Regions from separate parts of the Homo sapiens genome. Here all the other regions are linked to region 1. Evidence: chromatin contacts called from ENCODE Hi-C or POLR2A ChIA-PET data. All regions are on one chromosome and are shown on one strand. The core of a region is the stretch at or near the end of the contact, and the rest is flanking DNA. Distances in the headings are between cores, read along the strand shown. Region 1 holds the start of OSBPL11 (oxysterol binding protein like 11). Region 2 overlaps MYLK (myosin light chain kinase). Region 3 holds the start of CHCHD6 (coiled-coil-helix-coiled-coil-helix domain containing 6). Region 4 holds the start of CCDC14 (coiled-coil domain containing 14). Region 5 holds the start of PLXNA1 (plexin A1).

What was found. A loop is a pair of places that touch in the nucleus more often than their neighbours do. ChIA-PET counts read pairs that join two places held with the same protein, here RNA polymerase II (POLR2A). Pooled maps may share reads with other maps.
Region 2: POLR2A ChIA-PET joins it to region 1 with 10 read pairs in WTC11. The contact joins the enhancer-like site here to the promoter of OSBPL11 in region 1. POLR2A ChIA-PET finds 5 or more read pairs at or near these places in 2 of 52 experiments (WTC11 and activated CD8-positive, alpha-beta memory T cell).
Region 3: a loop to region 1 is called in a map of CD8-positive, alpha-beta T cell, with 19 times the contacts of the local background. The contact joins the promoter of CHCHD6 here to the promoter of OSBPL11 in region 1. A Hi-C loop is called at or near these places in 3 of 168 maps with a recorded cell type or tissue (CD4-positive, alpha-beta T cell, CD4-positive, alpha-beta memory T cell and CD8-positive, alpha-beta T cell) and 7 of 50 pooled maps. POLR2A ChIA-PET finds 5 or more read pairs at or near these places in 1 of 52 experiments (naive thymus-derived CD4-positive, alpha-beta T cell).
Region 4: a map of CD8-positive, alpha-beta T cell shows a loop between it and region 1 (15-fold over the local background). The contact joins the promoter of CCDC14 here to the promoter of OSBPL11 in region 1. A Hi-C loop is called at or near these places in 2 of 168 maps with a recorded cell type or tissue (CD8-positive, alpha-beta T cell and naive thymus-derived CD4-positive, alpha-beta T cell), 3 of 37 single-sample maps with no recorded cell type and 8 of 50 pooled maps. POLR2A ChIA-PET finds 5 or more read pairs at or near these places in 1 of 52 experiments (CD4-positive, alpha-beta T cell).
Region 5: a loop to region 1 is called in a map of CD8-positive, alpha-beta T cell, with 12 times the contacts of the local background. The contact joins the promoter of PLXNA1 here to the promoter of OSBPL11 in region 1. A Hi-C loop is called at or near these places in 2 of 168 maps with a recorded cell type or tissue (CD8-positive, alpha-beta T cell and naive thymus-derived CD4-positive, alpha-beta T cell), 2 of 37 single-sample maps with no recorded cell type and 7 of 50 pooled maps.

What each region holds. Positions count from the first base shown.
Region 1 is chr3:125,594,166-125,596,865 of GRCh38, forward strand. It overlaps OSBPL11 (oxysterol binding protein like 11), which reads right to left and starts at 1,332. Exons shown (of 13, transcript NM_022776.5): 1 at 472-1,332. The coding sequence starts at 635. RefSeq lists an enhancer at 880-939 and a silencer at 1,040-1,449.
Region 2 is chr3:123,738,672-123,741,371 of GRCh38, forward strand. MYLK (myosin light chain kinase) reads right to left here. Exons shown (of 34, transcript NM_053025.4): 6 at 1,282-1,330; 7 at 226-391. Among named protein-coding and RNA genes, the nearest start is that of MYLK-AS2, 50 kb to the left of the region's middle. Within about 2 kb of position 1,285, at least 3 of the 41 ENCODE cell types and tissues checked have a DNase peak (open chromatin) inside an H3K27ac peak, as active enhancers do.
Region 3 is chr3:126,702,872-126,705,593 of GRCh38, forward strand. It overlaps CHCHD6 (coiled-coil-helix-coiled-coil-helix domain containing 6), which reads left to right and starts at 1,369. Exons shown (of 8, transcript NM_032343.3): 1 at 1,369-1,528. The coding sequence starts at 1,442. RefSeq lists enhancers at 949-1,008, 2,069-2,620 and a silencer at 1,559-1,758.
Region 4 is chr3:123,959,895-123,962,594 of GRCh38, forward strand. It overlaps CCDC14 (coiled-coil domain containing 14), which reads right to left and starts at 1,335. Exons shown (of 13, transcript NM_001366335.1): 1 at 1,250-1,335. The coding sequence starts at 1,279. RefSeq lists a silencer at 1,343-1,653.
Region 5 is chr3:126,981,804-126,984,503 of GRCh38, forward strand. It overlaps PLXNA1 (plexin A1), which reads left to right and starts at 1,312. Exons shown (of 32, transcript NM_032242.4): 1 at 1,312-1,484. RefSeq lists enhancers at 68-117, 378-707 and silencers at 758-977, 1,078-1,307, 2,323-2,402.

The DNA of each region.
Region 1 (2,700 bases), core at 82-2,581:
CTTTCCAAGTCACAAATACCTTCAGGGCAAGAATCTTTTCTGATTCTGGAGAAGCTCTGGACAAGTAAGTTTTGAGCACCAGTATTTGCTACCCTCTCGAGAAAGCTGAGTTAAACAGTTCCTGCCCTCGCAGTCTATCAGAGAAAGCTGGCTTGTAAATAAATTGCAACATAGGCAAAAGCAGAAGTGAGTACAGAATTAAATCTGAGGAAGCATTAACTCTCTGACTGTAGAGGAAGTTCAGGGATACATTTCTGTGTTCCTCAAAAGGCCTTCCATAAATACCTGTTGAATGAACAAATGAATGGATTAAATCTTTTAGGCGAGGTCCCAGATCCAAACGAGATGTATCAGTAGCTTCTGGAAGCCAGTGAAAAAACTTTTATCTTTCAACAATTGCGGGATGCAGCCTCCAGGGCATATTCACCCCTACCTCCACCTCGGGAAATAATTTTGGAGAAAGGAGCATACCTGTACTGCCAGCCTTTTGCACTGCCACCGCGGCTGCTGCTGCTGCTACTGATTCCACCTCCACAGCTGCTGTTCTTGTTCGGGGTCACCGCTGTGGCCTGGCCCTCCAGCTTTCCTTCGCTCTCCGAGACTTTCATTGTGGACACTGGTTCACCCCCCTGCATCTTAACGCCAAAGTCCACTTGCCCTTCTTGAGCGGGAGAGAACAATTCTGTAGTTCTGTAGGTGACTTTTTTTTTTTAAGATTTGATCTGAATATGATACCGGTTGCTAAATCACACGGCGGCTGGGGCGGGACTGTCAAATGGTCCAGAAAAGGAAGATACACATTCCCACAGAAGTTAAACTTTTGAGAGGGCAGGGGAAGCAACGAGGACAGATATCCTTCACATGTATCTCTCTCCTTTCCGGCAAAAGCAAGGAGGAAAAAGCATCCGGCGAGAAGACTTAAGTGACATACTCAAAAGAGAAGGAGTGTGGGGAGGTCGCAGATTCTGTAGCCAAGACGGCTGGGAAAAGGACGGAGCGCCACGGACAGGGGACCCGCGGCCTAACCTCGGGGCTGACCCGCCGCGCTCCCTCGTCTCCTCCGCAGGTCCTCAGGCAGTGCGTCCAGTCAAGCCCGCTCGGCAGTTCCCGCCGCAGCCCCCGAGATACAGCCAGGGCCGGCGCGCGCAGCCGGGGAGGAGGGTCGGGGAATGAGGCCGCCGGGGGCGGGACGCCGGCTCCCGGGGCCGCCTCTCCCAGGGCCAGAGGCGAGCCACTCGGGACAACTTCCTCTTATGCCCCTGGCCCGGGCCCTCGACTGGGTTCCCAGGAGCCGGTGAGTCTCTCGCGCTATCTCCAGACCCAAGCGCGAATGCCAGGGCCGCGGCCGCCGCCCCACCCACAGCCCCACAGCCCCACAGCCCCACAGCGGGTCAGCCACCCCCCGCCCCCTGCTCCCTTCCCGCCTTCCCTTCCGGAGTAGCGTGAGCTCACTTCCCTCACAGCCGAAGCGTCTGGCGCCATCTTGGGTCAGGGCGGCGGGTCCCTGAAGGAGGCGGAGGCTCTGGGAGCTGGTAGCTGGGCGACTGGCTGATGGGCGAGGGAGGGCGAGGGAGGGCGCCGCAACGGAACGAGGAACCCGGACAGTGAAGGAGGAAGAAACAAAGGAGCCAGCAGCACTAGAGAGTTCCCTTCTGGTGTGTGAGTGCCCGCCTTCCTTTTTTTTTTTTTTTTTTTTGAGACGGAGTCTCGCTCTGTCGCCCAGGCTGGAGTGCAGTGGCGCGATCTCGGCTCACTGCAAGCTCCGCCTCCCGGATTCACGCCATTCTCCTGCCTCAGCCTCCCAAGTAGCTGGGACTACAGGCACCCGCCACTACGCCCGGCTAGTTTTTTGTATTTTTAGTAGAGACGGGGTTTCACCGTTTTAGCCGGGATGGTCTCGATCTCCTGACCTCGTGATCCGCCCGCCTCGGCCTCCCAAAGTGCTGGGATTACAGGCGTGAGCCACCGCGCCCGGCCGAGTGCCCGCCTTCCTAACCACGTCCTAGCCTTCCATTTGAGGGGCCGTTCCAGGCATTTTAGGAAGAAAGCTTACAAAAATAAGAAAGTACAAGAACGAAGCAAACATCTGTACGTTTTAGTTACTTGGGGTGGGGGGGGGGCAAGCATGACATTGGAGTAAAGCCAATCATTATTATAAATTAAAAAGAAGCTGTCATGGAAATTAGAGATCTCAGAACAGAGCTAGGTACTCTTCCAGACCCCAGACAAATCTTTCACCTTGTTTAGGCCTTGGTTTTGGATTTGTAAAACAAGAGTGCATGGGTAGATTTCTAAAGTCTCTCCTAATTGCTAATTTTAGTTTATAATAACATGACTTGAGGCTGGGCACAGTGGCTCACGCCTGTAATCCCAGCACTTTGGGAGGCCGAGGTGGGCGGATCACTTGAGGTCAGGAGTTCGAGACCAGCCTGGCCAACATGGTGAAACCCATTCTCAACTAAAAATACAAAAATTAACCGGGCATGGTGGTGCGTGCCCGTAATCCCAGCTACTTAAGAGGCTGAGACAGAAGAATCACTTGAGCCTGGGAGGCGGACGTTGCAGTGAGCCTGAGGAAGGAGAGAGACCCTCTCATATTGTTTTATACTCAGTACCTGTTTTAAGAAAAAAAGAAACAGCAAGGAAGTAAAACCAAAGACAGGCAGCCCAGCGCCAGGCCGGAAACCAGGCCTGGGCCTG
Region 2 (2,700 bases), core at 35-2,534, 1.9 Mb before region 1:
AGAGGAGTTCCCCTGCACATGCTCTCTTGCCTGCCGCCATATAAGGCATGACTTGGCTCCTCATTCACCTTCTGTCATGATTGTGAGGCCTCCCCAGCCATGTGGAACGGTGAGTCCATTAAACCTCTTTCCTTCATAAATTACCCAGTCTCGGGTATGTCTATTAGCAGCATGAGAACAGACTAATACAGGCTGGATCAGGGTCAGGGCAGACAGAAACCTCACCTTGAGCCAGGTGACCTGCGGTTGGGGCCGGCCAGTGATCTTGCAGGAGAATCGTCCCATCTGTCCTTCTTTGACCACAACTCGGCCCAGCTTGGTAGCAAACTTTGGTGGGCACTCCCCCCAGATGCTAGGACGGGTCTCCACTGCTGGAGCTGAAAATCTATCCCTGTAAGGAAATTGGCAGAGAATCCAGTCCCAGACAAGGCAGCAATTCAACCATCCTCTCTCCACCTCACTCAAAGGCACTAAGTTAAGGTCAGAAGCCATCAAAGTGTAGCCTTCCCAATTTTATGCCTCAGAAACTTTCTCATGCTCTCTCTAGAAAAATGTGTGGCACCAAAACCTATTTCCTCTACCTCTTGGGCATGCAGCTAGACTTCATTTACTAGCCTTCCTTGCAGTTAGGCATGCCTGAATTCCACTGAGCCCTGGCTGAAAGCCTGGGTTTTAGCCAGGAGACCATGAGCAGAAGAGCTGTATGCCACTTCCAGGGCCGACTCATAAGAACCTCCTGTGAGGCTCTGCAGTCTCTCGTCCACTCTGCTGGTGAGATGCAGAAGGCCCAGTGGGGGCTCAAGGGCCTAGGAGATGAAACTATAAAATGGAAGAAGCCTGGGCTCCTGGAAGATAATGTGGAAGGCTCTCCCCATGTTCCAGGATATCTGAACTGAACTTTCCCTGAGTAAGAAACAAACTTTCCCTGGGTTGAGCCACTGTGATTTGAGGCTTGTCTGTTACAGCAGCTACTGTTACCCGCCTCTTCTAGGCTTGCTTATTTCAATCTTCTGACTATTGCCTTGATTGTTAGAGTCCACTGCAGACTCTGGCCACCTCTCCCACTTCCTTACATTTAGCAGCTGGGCCAGTCAAAGGAGCCAATCACAGAGGCAGCCAGGTCAGGAGGTGCTGTGTAAATGACACATCTCATTGTACTAGGCTCCCGCCCTTTGGTTATTATAACCTAGGAGAGCCAAGACTTACTCCCCAGACCTATCCTGCTCAAGTCAGCAGGAAAGCAATCCAACCCTTACTCTGTCTTGAACATCCAGGACTTACCCTAAGGTTTTGGAAACAACAGGCTGACCAAGCTGCTTCGCAAAACTTCCTGCAAGAAAAAGAGTTGATGAGTCAGGTCTGAGCCACCAACTTGGAGCAATGAAAGTAAAAAGATTCAACAGCAGGGGTGGGTGGGATAGTGATGGTGATCATTAATCTTGACTGAGCATGGGCTGTGTCACTATGGATACTATGGTAGGTGTTTACATACATTATCATGTGAATTTCTTGCAATAATTTTATGAAGCTGATACTACATTATCCTATTTTTTAAACAGATGAGAGAAATAAGATTCAGAGAAGTTAAGTCATCCATACAAGGTCACAAAGTCAGTAACAGTGCAGAAATTCACCCAGGTCTGCCAGATTCTAAAACTCTCAACCACCCTGCTGAGTTGTTAGGGTAGTACGCTCTACCTTCCATTTTGGGGATTATTTGGGGGTGATTCAGGACCTCTCCAGAACATTTTCTCAGTTAAAGGGAGGGAGGGAAAGGCCCATGCCTATCTCTTACCACACCTACTCTTGACTGACACAATCAACACTCCATTCTTCCACTTAAGGCCTGGCAAGTAGCAGCAAGCTGAAAGAGAGCAGGACAGGTCACTGCAGATGAGCTACAGCGGAGCCAGCAGCTCCTGCAGAATCTGCAGTGCTGCCACACTGAACACTGCCAGTCCTGGGCAAGGTGCTGCTATGCTGGACACTGCCAGTCCTGGGCAAGGCGCTGCTATGCTGGACACTGCCAGTCCTGGGCAAGGCGCTGCTATGCTAGACACTGCCAGTCCTGGGCAAGGCGCTGCTATGCTGGGCACTGCCAGTCGGTCCTAGGTGAGATGATGAGGCCATAGTAGGCGCTATCCTACTGGGCGCTGCTGATCCTGGGTGAGCTGTTGCCGTGCTAGGCAGGAGGCCATTAAATAGCAAAGCCAGCAAGGCAGCTGGGGTTAGCTCCTTTCATCCAGCTCCTGCAGCTGGGAGGGACAATTCACAATGTCACCATGAAATAACTCTAAAGTAGTGGGAGTTTTATTTTGAGGGGTGGGGTGGGAGGAAGAGGTCTTTTTTGAGATGATGATCACCCTGAAAGTTGTTCTTCTTTTGCCGCAAGCTGGGGATGTTTATAAAACCCTATCCCAGGGAGGGTAGAGTCATCCTCTGATATCAGCAGACAGTTGCTGTGGGGAATTTGCAGGGAGTTTACTGCAAAAGAGTAAACTTCCTTAACTTTGACTCTGATCACATTTATATGACTGTGTAAGAACATAGGTGTGGAGGAGAAAAATCATGGCTATTTTCATCAGCCACACCCGGTTTAAGATTCCACCAGAACTTTAGTGAAAAGGGATTAATAACAAACACTGGCATCACATTTAAGCTGTGGCTCCATATAATTGGTGATTACGATACAGGCATTTC
Region 3 (2,722 bases), core at 119-2,618, 1.1 Mb after region 1:
AAACTCCTTGCACCAGAATCCCCTACGCAGGCTCTGCTTATAGGGAAGAAATGGACGACAGAGGTGATGGAGTGGGGTGCGCCAATGAAGTATTTTGAATGAAACTAGCAGACACCTTTGTTCCTAAAGATTCCATCGTCACACCAGCTCTGGGATGTTTACTAGCTTCTTCACCCTGAGCTATTCTCAATCTCAGAGCCTTACTGCTCTCTCTCAATCATTCTCTCCTCCTCACCCCTTTCTTTCCAGGTTGCCAATAGGAGCTCCAAATATTTTCTGGCTATTTCATGTAGCCATCTAGTTTTCCTCAGCTCGGCTTCAGGCGCACTTTTGCAAATCAAAGCCATTCAGCAACTCAGAGGAACAAAAAGGGGCTTATTTGAAGGTAGCAGTGTCTATGACTGGCAACCGTCTGTGTGCTCCCTTACACATAGGGTCCTGTGTAAGAAGCCTACACACAATGCCTGGCACACTGCACTCCACACATGGTATGTACACTCCTTGGGCAATGCCTCCTAACGGCTTAGGACCATTCCCTGTCCTCCCGGGGCGTTTAGAATAAAACCCACACTCAGACCCTGCCTCACAAGACCCGACATGATTTGGGTCCTCACCACTCCTCTGCCCTCTTCTCACTTTCCAGCCATGGGATGACCCCTCTTTCTCTTTTCCTGCCTGAGACTCCCAGGAAACCTCTTCCCCTACCTTTTTCTACATAAATCCTACTCTCCCGCCGGCTCAGTTCAAAGCTTCTTCCTCAGAGGTTGCTCTGGCCACTGAAATTAAAAGAGGCCTCCTTCTGTTCATTTTACTAGTGGCATCGCCATGCAGTTTTCCGTGTATTACAGTCAGTTTCCTTGCGTGCGTGTTTGGCTTTTCACTTGTTTTCCCCTTGCACTGTAAACCTCTCAAGGGCAGGACACTCGCTGTCTTGAGGGGCGCTGTAATGCCAGGGCCAGGTCCCTGCTCGTCTGGCGCTCAGCCCGTGCTGCTCTACACGTGTTTGCTGAATGAATGGAGCAGTGAACCCTCAGAAATTCGCCTCCAGATGAGCGCCTTGGCCGTCTCGGCGTCTCCTGGCCTCAGAACATCACCCTTGGCTCTCCCTCAAGGGGGAGCTCCCAAAGCGAGAACGTGACCCTGTCCTGCACCCAGCCCTCCACTCCAGGGCCTCCGCCGGTACACATCTTCGGCCTCAGCCTAACGCACTCTAGCAGGCACAGACCGCCACGCCCCCACCCCTCCAGACGGAAGGACTGCAATCCCCACAAGGCACCGCGACTCAGCGCCACCCGATTGGTGAAGCCTCTGGCGTCGGCCAATAGGACGTGGCTTTGTTGGCGTGTGCCGCGGCCGCGCGAGTCCTGGAAAGCGTTGTTGGCCCGGTTGCTCTGGAGCCGGGTCTCGGGTCTGGTGGCTGCCGGCCCTGCGGCATCTCGCCATGGGGAGCACGGAGAGCAGCGAGGGCCGCAGGGTGTCCTTCGGAGTGGACGAGGAGGAGCGGGTCCGGGTGCTGCAGGGTGTCCGGGTGAGCGGCGCCGCCTGGGCCGGGGCGGGCGTGGAGGCCGCGGGCGCGGGGGGGAGGTGCGGGGCGGAGCGCAGGGCCGGGGCTCTTTCCACGCGTGAGGGGCGTGGGGCTTGGGAGACTCCGGGGGCTCAGGCCAGGAAGAGGCTGAGCCGAGACGCGAGCCCGAGGCTGGCAGCCTTGGAGCTTCGCGACATGGGCTTCAGGGAAGGAGGAGTGAAGAACTGTACAGGTGCGAGGCCCCTGGGACACGAGGGACGCCCTGGCCACGTCCTGGCTCCGGTCGGCTTAGTTTTTACGTTTCTTGAATTTGCGCCCGGCCTCCCAGCCCGTGGCCCCTCAGGTGCGCGCATCTCGTTCTGGGTACGCGGTGTCTCCCACCTGGGCTTTGCCTGGGGACTCAGCTCTTCCCCGCCGGCCTGTTCTCCACAGCACATCTGCGGGGCGCAGGAAGAACCATAGCTCAGATCTGATCCCCTTCCTTGCCTGAAACCCTCCAGTGGGTTCCTAGCGCGCTTGGATGATGCCTTCCCTGGTTCCAAAGCTGGCCGCTGCCCGTCGACCTCTGGGGACTGCATCCCTCTGGGACTGCATCTCGTGCCATTTCCCTCGCGTGGCACCCGCACCTCGTCCCCAGCCTCAGGACCGCCGTGTTTTCCTGGAGGGTGCCGCTGGCTCAGCTCAGGGTCTGTGCGCCGGCTGTTCTCTCTCCTTCAGCTCTCCTTAAATCCCGCTGTTTCTTGTAATTCTTGTTGTAATTCAGATATCACCAGAGAATCCTTCCCTGACCACCCAATCTGAAGTAACCTCCCACCCCGCGTCCAACATTTATTATTTTCATAGCACTCATCACAGTGATCGCTTCTGTTGATAATTGTTTACTTGTTTATTGCGTTTACTGCTAGAGTGTAAGCTTTTTGAGGCTAAGGTTCCTGTCTGATTGAAGACTGTCCCCAGAACCCAGAAGAATAAAAGCAGCTCTTATTGCAGTGTAGGGGCCATGCGTTGGACTAAACCCTTTATAAGTTAACTGATTTAATTTTCAACAGCCCTATTTAGCCCATTATTGTAGATTAAGGAGAAGTGAGGCACTGAGAGGTGAACGAACTGATCCAAGATCATGTAAATAGTAAGTGGGAGAGCTGGGATTGAAACAAGCCAATTCCAGGGCATGTTGCTGTGCTCGGCCTCTTCCTC
Region 4 (2,700 bases), core at 85-2,584, 1.6 Mb before region 1:
TTTCCTTCAGTGGAAGTAATATAATAATGGTCTTGGTTTGCTTCATATTTTTCACAATTAAAAAAACAAACCTGGAATAAGCCTTTCTATCTACTGAAAACAGCCTTTTTATATTTAGGATTAAAAAGAAAATTATTTGGTGAAAGGTTATTAGCAATTTAATAACCCTTGATACAAACTGCAAAGCTGCTCTCCAAAAGGAGTGTCCTAATCACAATACAGGAGAATCAGTTTGCTTTATTTTACACTTACTTCTACGAGGTTATTATCATTAAACTTTTAATTTTGCTATTTGAGAATCATATAAGCATTTCTTAGTAGTCATATCTCCTACCAACAAGTACAAGATAATACTGCCTTTGTAGAATGACTTACAGTGTGCTAAGGTCTTTCATTTTCACTTAATCCATACCCTGTGAGTTATTATTTGTGAGGTGGGAACCTAAATTTCAGAAAAGTGGTTTGTTCAAAGTCATACATCTACTAGGTAAAATGTTTAAAAGAAGAATGGACTCTGGCATCAGTTTTGTGAGTCTGAATCTTGTTTCCACAGCTGTGTAACTGCCAAGTTATTTGAATCCTCCAGCCCTCGATTTCCTCATATATAAAATAGGGATAATAGTACTTACCTCATAAGGATATCGTGACTATTAAATGAGTTATTCTATGTAATACATAAAAGCACTTACAGTAGCATCTGCCACATAAGTCCTATCTAAATGTTGGCTGCTGTTATCATTAAGATGGTGGCAAACTACGTGTTTTAAAGGGAACTAAATTTTGTTGTATGTCTACAACAACTGTGTGATCGATGTTTTTACCGGGTTCTCTTATTTAACCTTCTCAATTCTTTGAGACAGGATTTTATGCTTATTTCTGCCTATTTTGCAGCTAAGGAATAGGAAGTTCTGAGCAGTAAAAAGTAGTAGACTCTCAATCTGCAGGTGACTGAAGCTAGGAGAGGTTAAGTCACTCGACGCAGCGGCGAAGGCTGGGACTCGAACCCGGGCCTGACCCCAAAGCCGGCGCTCTAGACTAGGGCTACGACGATTTAAACAGAAACATCTAGAGACCGAGCGGCCGTGTTACGACGGGAAGATTAGGTGTTCCCTGCACCTCTGTCCCAGCACTTTAATGTCGCCGCATTGTCTTTGTCTTTTTTCGAGCAGAGTTTTACAAGTTCCTGGCCCGAAAACCCCCCTGTCCCTCTCCATCCCCACAGCGGACTCCTCAGGTCCTCAGCCCTCACCTGGCCCGGTCGAGCTCCAGACCTGACCATCTCTCGCCGCCTCAGAGAAGCCCAGACCGAGGGAAGTGAAGCCTCACGGTAAAAAGAATTAACCGCCGTGGGCTCCCGGACCTTCTTGGCCCGCCCGCCGAGCTTCCGCTTCCGGAAAGGATCCCGCCGAATGCCGCGCTTCATAGTCTCCGACGCGCCTCCACTCCCTTTCTCCTGCTCCAGGCCCAGCGCCTTGGGCGTACGCAATAGACCCCTCCAAGCTTCCCGGCTTGTCACCCACCGGCAGGGGTTGGGAGAAGCCAATAAACGGCGAACGGGGCGGGGCCAAGGCATGGCTGGGGCGGGGCCGGGGCGGAGCCGCCGAGAAAAGAGTTAAGCGGAGGTTCCAGGACTTGCGGTGGGGAAAACGGGGACGAGGACCCGCCAGCGCCAGAGGATGGGACAGGGGTAGGAGGCGAATAGGTTTCAGAAGGAATTGAGCGCGACTTTTTGGGTTTTCGCTCTTTATTTTTAGTTTGGCATCGTGTGCCTTTTGGAAGATTTTGTTCTTGATATTCTATAAAAATAAGACCTCGGGGTTGTTACCTTTGCGTGTGATGGAAATTGCAGAATTATTCCCTGTGGCCACTGATCTCAGAACGGTGTTCATTAGTTGGGATTTTGGGTTTACTTCCATGCGTACTTGTCTCCTCTTATGTTGAGGTAATTACTTTTGATGAAAAATGACACAACATTCTTAGTATTGGCATGTGCACTCATTTTAATGAGGATTTTAGTCATTGGTTTTTAAGGCATTGAGTTTTGGGTTAATGATTTAAATCAAGTTGAAGAGAGATAACTCAGTTTATTCCATTTCAACTGTCACCCAGGCAGGAGTGCAGTGGCGCAATCTCAGCTCACTGCAACCTCTGCCTCCTGGGTTCCAGCGATTCTCCTGCCTCAGCCTCCTGAAGAGCTGGGATTACAGGTGCGTGCCACCACACGCGGCTAATTTTTGTATTTTTAGTAGAGACAGGGTTTCACCCTGTTGGCCAGGCTGGTCTCACACTCCTGACCTCAGGTGATCCGCCCGCCTTGGCCTCCAAAGTGCTGGAATTACAGTGGTGAGCCACCATGCCCGGCCTCATTTCTTTTTAATGGAGAAAAGAGCTACGCTTTAAAAGTCTGTTACAATTAATGTCAAAGCCCAGGAACTAAAATATGTCCACCAAAATATCACACACTTATCCTGAGTGATTTTAGGAAATGAGTATTTCACAGATTTAGTTTTGAATTAGATCAAACTGTGAAAACCTCTCCTTTCCTTCCCCAGCCCTCACATAACTTCATAACTTGCTGACATATTCACCTGAAATTAAGGGGTTTTTTTTAGTTAAGTTGATATTTTTTGAATTCATATTGATTTTTCTTAATACATGTTTATTTTAGAAAATATAGATAAGCAAAAAGGAAAAGACCAC
Region 5 (2,700 bases), core at 62-2,561, 1.4 Mb after region 1:
AGCTTTGCTCATCATGGCTCCAGATAGGCGACAATCCCATGTCCATCGGCAGGAGAATGGGCGAGCAGGAGCCCAACAAAACAGGCTGCGAAGACGATGCCTGCGAGCAGCTGCCCTGTGCCCTCACCACACAGAGCAGACAGAGCAAACAGCACAGGCTGAGTGACCCCGTTTCTGTAATGCCCAGAACAAGCCACCCAAAACAGCGTCCCATTCTGGGGTGCAAATATAAGAGGTCACACCCAAAGAAAAGCACTTAAAGATGAACACAAAAATGAGGGTTGTGGCTGCTCCTGGGGAGGGAGGAGCGGGGTGAGACGCGGAGGGACACCTGGGCCCGGTATGAGTCCATTCCCTTTCCCTGTTAACCATGTGAACTGTAGAGAGTTCCTCTTCTGTAGGGGTGACGTGATTCACACAGCAAAAACCGCACCCCTCAGGCTACAGATGGGGGCCAAGTCCCCAGCCGGGACTCAGCCCTCCCACGACGGGGTTTTCCTGGCCCATCTGCTCTGTTATCGATGCTCCTGTTGCCGGCTTCCCCTTCCTTGGCCTGGTTGCGTCCACCGGGAGGCCCTCCCGGATGCCTCCTGCCTGGGAGTGGCGGTTGTGAGTACAGTAACTGAGTGCTGGGTGTCTGCCCCTCAGCCTTGCCATGCAGGCTGGGGGTATTGCCTGGACAGCTCTGGCCCGTCACCCTGGATTCTGCAGCCCCACACCTCACACCGTGTAGATCCGCTGCCCCACGCTACAGCCGGAGTTCGCGTCTCGCCACGCCTCTGCCGCGGGACTTTCCTCCCTGGGCTGCGTCCCCAGCCGGGAATGCGCCACCAGCCTGGGGCCTGCAGGGGGCGCCCGGGCTCCCCGCGCAGGTGCCCGCCCATCTGACAGAGCGGAACGCGCGAGGCCGAGAGCTGGGAACACCCGGCCCCGCAAGGTCTGGGAACTGCGATTGCCTCCTTCAGCCTCAGTTTCCCCCCCCGTGAAAGGAGGCCATGCTCCTAGCCTGGGCACACTGAGCCAGGCCCTGTTCCTGGGGTCGCGGGCTAGCCCGCTCGAGAGCGGGGGGCTCCCGGAACTGCCCGCGCGGCCCCGGCGCCCAGAGAGTTGAGGCGGGCAGCCGTATCGCCCTTTGAAGACGCGCGGTGGGCCCCTGCAGGCGCGCGGCGCGGGGCAGAGCGCCCTCTGGAGGCCGCCGCCGGCCCCGCCCCCGCCCCGCCCCCGGGCTCTGGGCGGCGCATGCGCGCGGCGCGGGGCTCCGCGGGCGGCGAGAGCGAGGCCGGTCCGCAGCCGCGCGGCGCTCGGCGCCCCATTCATGCTGGGCATCGGCTGCGCGGCCACGCAGCGGAGCCCGGGCGCGGCGGCGGCCTCGGCCTGGGCGGCCTACGCGGCTTCGGCGGCCCCGCGGCGGGGCGGACGGCGGCGGCGGCGCGGGCGGCTGGGCGCGGCGATGGCCGGCGGCGGGGCGCGCCCCGGGGCGGCGGGTGAGTCGGGGCGCAACTTTCCCCGCGGCGCGGGACGGTGGGCGGGGGCCGGGCCGGGCTGGGGTCCGGGGCCGGGCGGCCCGTGGGTGGGCGCGGGGCGGCCTCCGGCGGCGGCCCTCTCGTGAGGCGGCAGGCAGGGGGTGTGCGCGGGGACTGCGGCGCGCGTGGGGACTGCGGCGCGCGTGTCCGCGGCCCGCGTGTCCCTGCGGCTCCGGCCCAGGCGTCCGCGTGTGTCCGGGCGCGGTCGCGGCGCCGACGCGGAGAGACCGCACCCCCGTGCGGCGGGGCTGGGACCGCGGCCCGGGATCCAGCGCCGCGGCCTCCCCCGCCCCCCGGCCGGGCCCGCCGAGCCCCGCGGCAGCTCCGGGGTGGCGGGGGGCGGGCGCTGCCCCTCCACGGAGGCTGGGGAGAAAGTTTGCGGCGGCCCCGCGGGGAGGCCCCTGCGGTGTCCAGGCCCGTCCCGGCCGCTGGACCTCGGCTCAGACCTCTGGCCGCGGGCGAGGACGGGGTGGCCAGGCCCGGATAGGGATCGGAGCCTCCCAGCAGGGCCGCGGGGGCCGGAGGAGGTCGTGCAGGCTAAGCCCCCGGCCGGCCCTGGGGCGCGGGGTGGAAGTTGGAGCGGCTTCCCGACCACAGCTGCCACCGCTCCCACTGGCCCGGAGTGCGGGGAGGTGGGCTCTGGGTGCCGCCCAGGAGGCCGCCCCGCTCGGGCCTCCTTGGCCTCCCCCTCTCGGGGCCTCTCCAGGGTCAGCCGCTTCTCCCGGAGGCTTCCGATTGCTTCCTGGATAGTCCCGGGCCTGATGTGCGGCGAAGCTGGAGGCAGCGGGCCGATCCCGGGCTGCCAGGGGAAGGGGGAGTGGGGACTCCAGGGAGGCCCCTCGGTCGGCGTGAGGTCCCAGGTGCAGCCCTGGAAAGGAGGGGAGGGGCTCCGAGGGGCGGCCCCGGGCGGCGATCTGCCCCAGGCTCCTGTGTGGGGTTCTGGGGCCACGCCCCTTGAAAGAAAGGGGTGTGTGTGCCGGGGAGGGGACGTGGTCGAGCCTCTGTCCCCTCAGCGCGGCTCCTGTGGCTCAGGCTGCTCCGTGCTGCCCCATCTCCTTTCACACGTAGCCGGTTTGGGGGTCGGTGCAGGGATGGGGCGCAGTTTCTGCTCCCCGGGCCCTTGAGGAGCTTGCCTCAGGTCCCCTCGATTTCCTGCGGCTTGGGGTGTGCGGCAGAG